Linked DNA regions of Homo sapiens: region 1 is linked to region 2. A link is a loop called in an ENCODE intact Hi-C map of the cell type or tissue named here. Cell type or tissue: gastrocnemius medialis. All regions are shown on one strand. Links, peaks and the distances in the headings refer to the core of each region. The heading gives the core; the rest is flanking DNA. Region 1 overlaps JPH2 (junctophilin 2). Region 2 overlaps SDC4 (syndecan 4).

The links. A loop is a pair of places that touch in the nucleus more often than their neighbours do. Peaks named below come from ENCODE experiments on the same cell type or tissue, not always from the same donor. Only the 100,000 strongest peaks of a DNase experiment are listed, where the experiment ranks them.
Region 1: a loop joins it to region 2, with 5 times the contacts of the local background. A loop is called at or near these places in 2 of 110 quality-filtered maps.

What each region holds. Positions count from the first base shown.
Region 1 is chr20:44,179,540-44,182,341 of GRCh38, reverse strand. The region is part of intron 1 of JPH2 (junctophilin 2); the gene reads left to right. Among named protein-coding and RNA genes, the nearest start is that of JPH2, 6.2 kb to the left of the region's middle. RefSeq lists enhancers at 1-166, 1,073-1,979. In gastrocnemius medialis, for the core only: no CTCF peak of the experiment used is centred there; DNase peaks (open chromatin) are centred at 571, 1,351 and 2,271; H3K4me3 peaks cover 1,823 bases; H3K27ac peaks cover 2,500 bases.
Region 2 is chr20:45,335,372-45,338,173 of GRCh38, reverse strand. It overlaps SDC4 (syndecan 4), which reads left to right. Exons shown (of 5, transcript NM_002999.4): 2 at 2,254-2,392. Among named protein-coding and RNA genes, the nearest start is that of SDC4, 12 kb to the left of the region's middle. In gastrocnemius medialis, for the core only: no CTCF peak of the experiment used is centred there; DNase peaks (open chromatin) are centred at 229, 753 and 1,413; H3K4me3 peaks cover 530 bases; H3K27ac peaks cover 2,500 bases.

The DNA of each region.
Region 1 (2,802 bases), core at 64-2,563, 1.2 Mb after region 2:
CACGAGGTGTAACTCTCCAAAATTAGACGTGGCCACTGCTTCGGAAAATCTCTTTAATCAACCTGTCATCAGTCCCCTGAGGGTTTGTTAAGGATCTGCACTCACCCTTTGCCCCGACGTGGGTATCACTGAGGGGGATGTGGACAAATAAGATCCTGTGATTAGGAACGGCTGGGAGTCAGGCAGCCCTGGGTCATTCTCCTGGCCCTGCCACATTATTTAAACTCACCAAACCTTAATTTCCTTGTCTATAAAATGGACCTATCCTAATCTCTCAAAAGACTTCTCCTGGGATGAATGAGTACTTAGTAAATGGTGGTTGCTCTTATTACTATTACCTATTATTAATTCATCCAGTAAATATTTATTTAGGGACTCCGATGCAGCTAGCCCCGCGCTACACCTGCGGCGTAGGAATAAGCAGAAGGGAAACGCTCCCTGTCTTCACAGCAAATCTAACAGGAAATTGTCCTGCTGTTCTGTGTTGGGTGCTAGGCAGGGACAGACAGGGGAGTAACAAAGCCAGAGTGGGCAGCTGACCAGACGCAGGCATTCAGGGAGGCTTCCTGAAGTCAGCTGCAAGCCAAGCCCCGACATATGTGCAGGAGTGAGCCAGGTGACGAGGGCGGAGGGAGACTCCAGGACGAGAGGACAGAGCATGCAAAAGCTGGGAGGTCCAAAACTTGCCATCCAGCTAGGAGATAAAGCTGAAACTTGCATTTTATCCTCAAAGGTTCAGAAGTCTTCTTCACTGCCCTCCTTTTCTTGCAGTCAAATGCTACAAAGGAAACAGCAGTCTTCCAAACTGGAGAGGACAACGCATTAGTGGATGGTGAAGTCAATTCAGTGGGTCACGACCTGCATTTTTCAAAAGGAAAGAACAGAACAGAATAGAAAAGTATCGGAGTATTTCACAGAGAATAAGATAAAGTATTATTTTCTGAAAGATTTATTCAGTTGGCGAGATACACATATATATGCACACACACAATGTGTGAGAGTTCGTGTGTGTTTAAAAGTGTCTGCATGTATGTGTGTTTTGCAATGTAAAGTGTGTTTCTTACTGCAAGTCATGGTCCAAAAAGTTTGACACTCATTGTTCTAAGGTGACTTGACTTGGCGTCTTCTTCAAAGCCCTGTCATTCCCATCTCGCCGACCCCTCCCTGTCCTCTAGGCTTTCTCTTTGGTCTGAGGATAAGCTCTCCAGCTCTCGCATGGGAAGGGGAAGGTGGGGCTGGTGCAGGAGCTCTGGCCTCCCAAACCCTGTTGTAAGCTGCTTGGCACCCCTCCCCCTCCTATAGCCCTCATTCCTCCCCTGGCCATATATAGCAAAGCTAAAAACAGCTGCTGACTTAAAGCATCCGCACATGCCCCAGCCCTGAAAGAGTTATGTGCCTGTTGCGTGGCTGGCTGGCTGTTCCCACCGAGACACTCGCGGACTCTGGACCTCCTAGAGTCCTTAGTGCTTGTTATTTTCTGAGGTTCTTGGTCCTGGGGCCCCTGCGTTGGCCTCAGAGACCCATAAATACCCTGAAACTTCAGGCGTGATGTGAACATACGTGCAAGACTATCTGTGTTTTTCTGGGAGGCATTTTCTCACATAGTCTCAGATTCTCCAAGTCATCTCTGGCTCAAATAAGTTCCAGAACCACTGATGACTTTATTAATCCCACCCCAAAATGTGCACTGGAAGAATCAAGCCCAAAGTTGACTTTTTTCCATAAAGCTAATAAAAATAATAACAGTAAGGCCAAGGTGGGCAGATTGCTGGAGCCAGGAGTTCAAGACCAGCCTGGGCAACATGGTGAAACCCCATCTCTACAAAAAAGAAAAATACAAAAATTAGCTGGACATGGTGGCACATGCCTATAGTCCCAACTACTTGAGAGGCTAAGGTGGGAGGATCGCTTGAGCCCGGGAGGTCGAGGCTGCAGTGAGCCATGATCACGCTACTGCACTCCAGGCTATGCAACAGAATGAGACACTGTGTCAAAAAAAAATAAAATAAATATAATAATAATAAAGATAGTTAATATTTTTGGAGTGCTTACTAAGTCCCAGGCACCATTCCTAGCACTTGAGGTACTTGAGGTATGTTATGTTACTTATTTATTTATTTTTTGAGACGGAATTCCGCTCTTGTCACCCAGGCTGGGGTACAATGGCGCAATCTTGGCTCACTGTAACCTCTGCCTCCTGGATTCAAGCAATTCTCCTGCCTCAGCCTCCTCAGTAGCTGTGACTACAGGCATGTGCCACCATGCCCAGCTAACTTTTTGTTTTAGTAGAGACGGGATTTCACCATTTTGGCCAGGCTAGTCTTGAGCTCCTGACCTCAGGTGATCCCCCTGCCTTGGCCTCCCAAAGTGCTGGGATTACAGGGGTGAGCCACTGCACCCAGCCTGTTGTATTGTTTAAACCTTCACACAACAACCTCATGGAGAAGTAGTTACGGCTCCTGTTTTACATATGAGGAAACTGACATGGAGATCATGCAAGTACCTCACTCAAGGTCGTCCAGCTAATAAGAAGCAGAGATGCAATTTGATAATAATAAGTGATCATTAAACATTTTGTAATATAAATAAGTATTTTAAATAATAAATGGTAAACAATGATACAGACTAGGACATGCTTCATAATTCGTGAGACCCAGTGCAAAATGAAAATGTGGACCCCTTCTTTAAAATCATTAAGAATTTTAAGATGGGGACAACAGAGCATTAACCCAGACGCAGGGCCCTTCTGAGTGCTGGGTCCTACGAGACTGCATGGTTCCAGCACCCATGAAGCTGGCCTTG
Region 2 (2,802 bases), core at 18-2,517:
CTGCAAAAAGGGACTATTAAAAGGACCTAGACAGGCTGTGTGCTTGGTTAAGGCCTGTCACTTGGGTTCTTGGGGGATTTGCCACAGGAGATGGAGGTAGGAGCACAGGGACCCTGCCCTTAGGTATAGGCACTTGGGCAGCCATGAGGAGCCTTCCTCCTGCTCTGCCAAACCAAAGCCACAGGCACGGGCTATGTGCGGGGGCTTGAATTCCAGCACCAGCAGCCCGGCAGCTCCTGATTCCCGAGTCATGAAGTCATCTCTGAGCAGCACTTAACCTCTCTGGCTTTCCACCCCCACGGGTGCCAAGCGTTCAGCATTCTCCCCACTCCCCGGGAGAGAGTGATTCCTGGCCACTGCCTTCCTTGTGGCCTGACCCCGCTCCCTTCCGGGAATCCAGCATTCTCCCTCTGTGGGGGTGGAAGAGGGTGCATGAGGGTCAGGTTCCACCTGCCTCTCCCCAGAAGCCCAGTGGGGAGAGTACAGGAGTGGCTCTGAAGCAGCTTTCCTGGGCCTCTCCTGCAATGATAATAACCTTATCTTAGGGACAGATGTTCCTTCTCAGACACCCTCCTTTGTCAATGGCAGTCTCAGCTGAGTGAAGGACTGCCTGGGGTGTCCGAAACAGAGACCTGACCTCTTTCTATCCTGAGTTATGTAGCGAACGCTCTGTGTGACCTTGGGCAAGTCCCTGCCCTGTTCCGGGCTCAGATTCAAGTTGTGTGAAACGGGAGGACAGGAGCTCCTTGGGTCCTGGCATTCTGTGATTCTAAGCAGACCCCCAGCTCCTGCAGTTATGGCGTCTGGAGAAGATGGGAATGTCTTTCAGCGGGAGGGGCATGGTGTATTGAACTTAATGAAAAACCCCAACTCTCCTGGCAAATACTAGGCACTTTAGTGTTTGAATTAATTAGTAGAATAATGAACTTTGCTCAGAGCTGCTGTTCTCTGGGCAAACAGAAGCCTGAGCCCAGAAGCTGGAGGAAGGGTGATGGGCATCCAAATGTTTCCTGTGCTCTTGAGGGTACATTGTTCCCACTCGGTGGAGCTACAGGATGGGAGCAGGGTAACTGATGTACTGTAGGGCTGCCCGGGACCTTTGACACTTTCTTTTGGCAAGCGGTTTGGTGGGAGTGGACCTGAGACTCTGTCCTGATCAGCTGTGTCTCCACAGGGTAGTGGCTGAGTGATGATTATGGGTACTGGAGTGGATGGTCTGTGAGGGTAGGGATTGTGCCTCTCGGTGTCTGCATGGTGCTGGCAGCAGAGTAGATCTGTGGGAGATGTTTGGAAGGCAAGACTGAATCCAGGAGTACACTCCTGAGTCATCAGGTCTGGGCAGCGCCCTGACCTGAGGCTGTCTTAGGGTGTGCGTGAGGCAGCCCTGTCTGTCCCGGCCCAGACTGACTCAGCTGGGAAAAGTATCCTGGACTGGGCAAGACCAGAACCAGGAGCCCACTCCCTGTCCTGTGTGAATCAGCTGCCACTGCATCACAGAGCCCTGGAGTGTAGCATCCCAGGGCCCTGTGCATGGAGACTCCTGGCTCTGAAGTCAGGCAGCCCTGCGTATGCAATCCTCGCTCTTCCATCTGCCAGCTGTGTCACCAAAAGAAAATGACTCCCTCGGCTGTAAAAAGAAGTGAATAACATGCCTCCAGAGTTATTAAAACAGGGCCCAGCACATAGCAAGTGCTCGGTAAAGGATATCTAGCCATATTAATAATTTGATTATTACCTCATTTACTGTTTTTATTTTTTTTGAGACGGGGGTCCCACTCTGTAGCTCAGGCTAGAGTGCAACGGCGTGATCCTGGCTTATTGCAACCTCCGCCTCCCGGGTTCAAGCAATTCTCCTGTCTCAGCCTCCCGAGTAGCTGGGACTACAGGCGTAAGCCACCACGCCCAGCTGATTTTTGTATTTTTAGTAGAGACGGGGTTTCACCATGTTGGCCAGGCTGGTCTTGAACTCCTGACCTCAAGTGATCTGCCTGCCTCCGCCTCCCAAAGTGTTGGGATTACAGGTGTGAGCCACTGTGCCCAGCCTCATGTACTATTTTTATTTGCCCAGAATGGAAAGAGACTTGCCTAAGGACACGCGGTGAGTTAGAGGTAGAGTGGGATCCAGGACGCAGGTCTCCAGGCCCTGGCCTGGTCTCTTTCTAGTTTCTGAATGCCCACTTCACTAGCTTTTGGGCATCAGCTGTCATGGAGCACTGGGGATGTTGGCTGATGTGTCTCCTTTCTTTATCTTAGATCCGAGAGACTGAGGTCATCGACCCCCAGGACCTCCTAGAAGGCCGATACTTCTCCGGAGCCCTACCAGACGATGAGGATGTAGTGGGGCCCGGGCAGGAATCTGATGACTTTGAGCTGTCTGGCTCTGGAGATCTGGGTACGGAAGGTGTGCTGGGCAGGCGTAGGCACAAAGCTGGAGGGAGTGGTGGCTTCACCAGCCAGGAGGGTGACCATGCCTTGAGACTTGGATTTTTGTGGGACTTTTCCTAGAGTGCCCTTCTTCCTTCTCAAAAAAAGGGGAAACAAAAGTAATGGATTAACCTATTCCATCCCTGAGAGCCCCTGGGGACAAGCTGTTTGCTGCTTTGAAGTCATTGGTAGCTCTGGGTTTTCTGAGCTCCAGCCTGAACGTGTCCTCATAAGCTCTTCTCTTTTCTGCAGGGCATGGTGGGGGTGGGGTGAGGGTAGGATGGGTGGCAGGACAGGGTGGGAGTGGGGAAGGAGGACCCATAGAGTGTTTTCCTTTTTTTGAAAGGAAAAGTTCCAGCCTGGGCCACATGGTGAGAA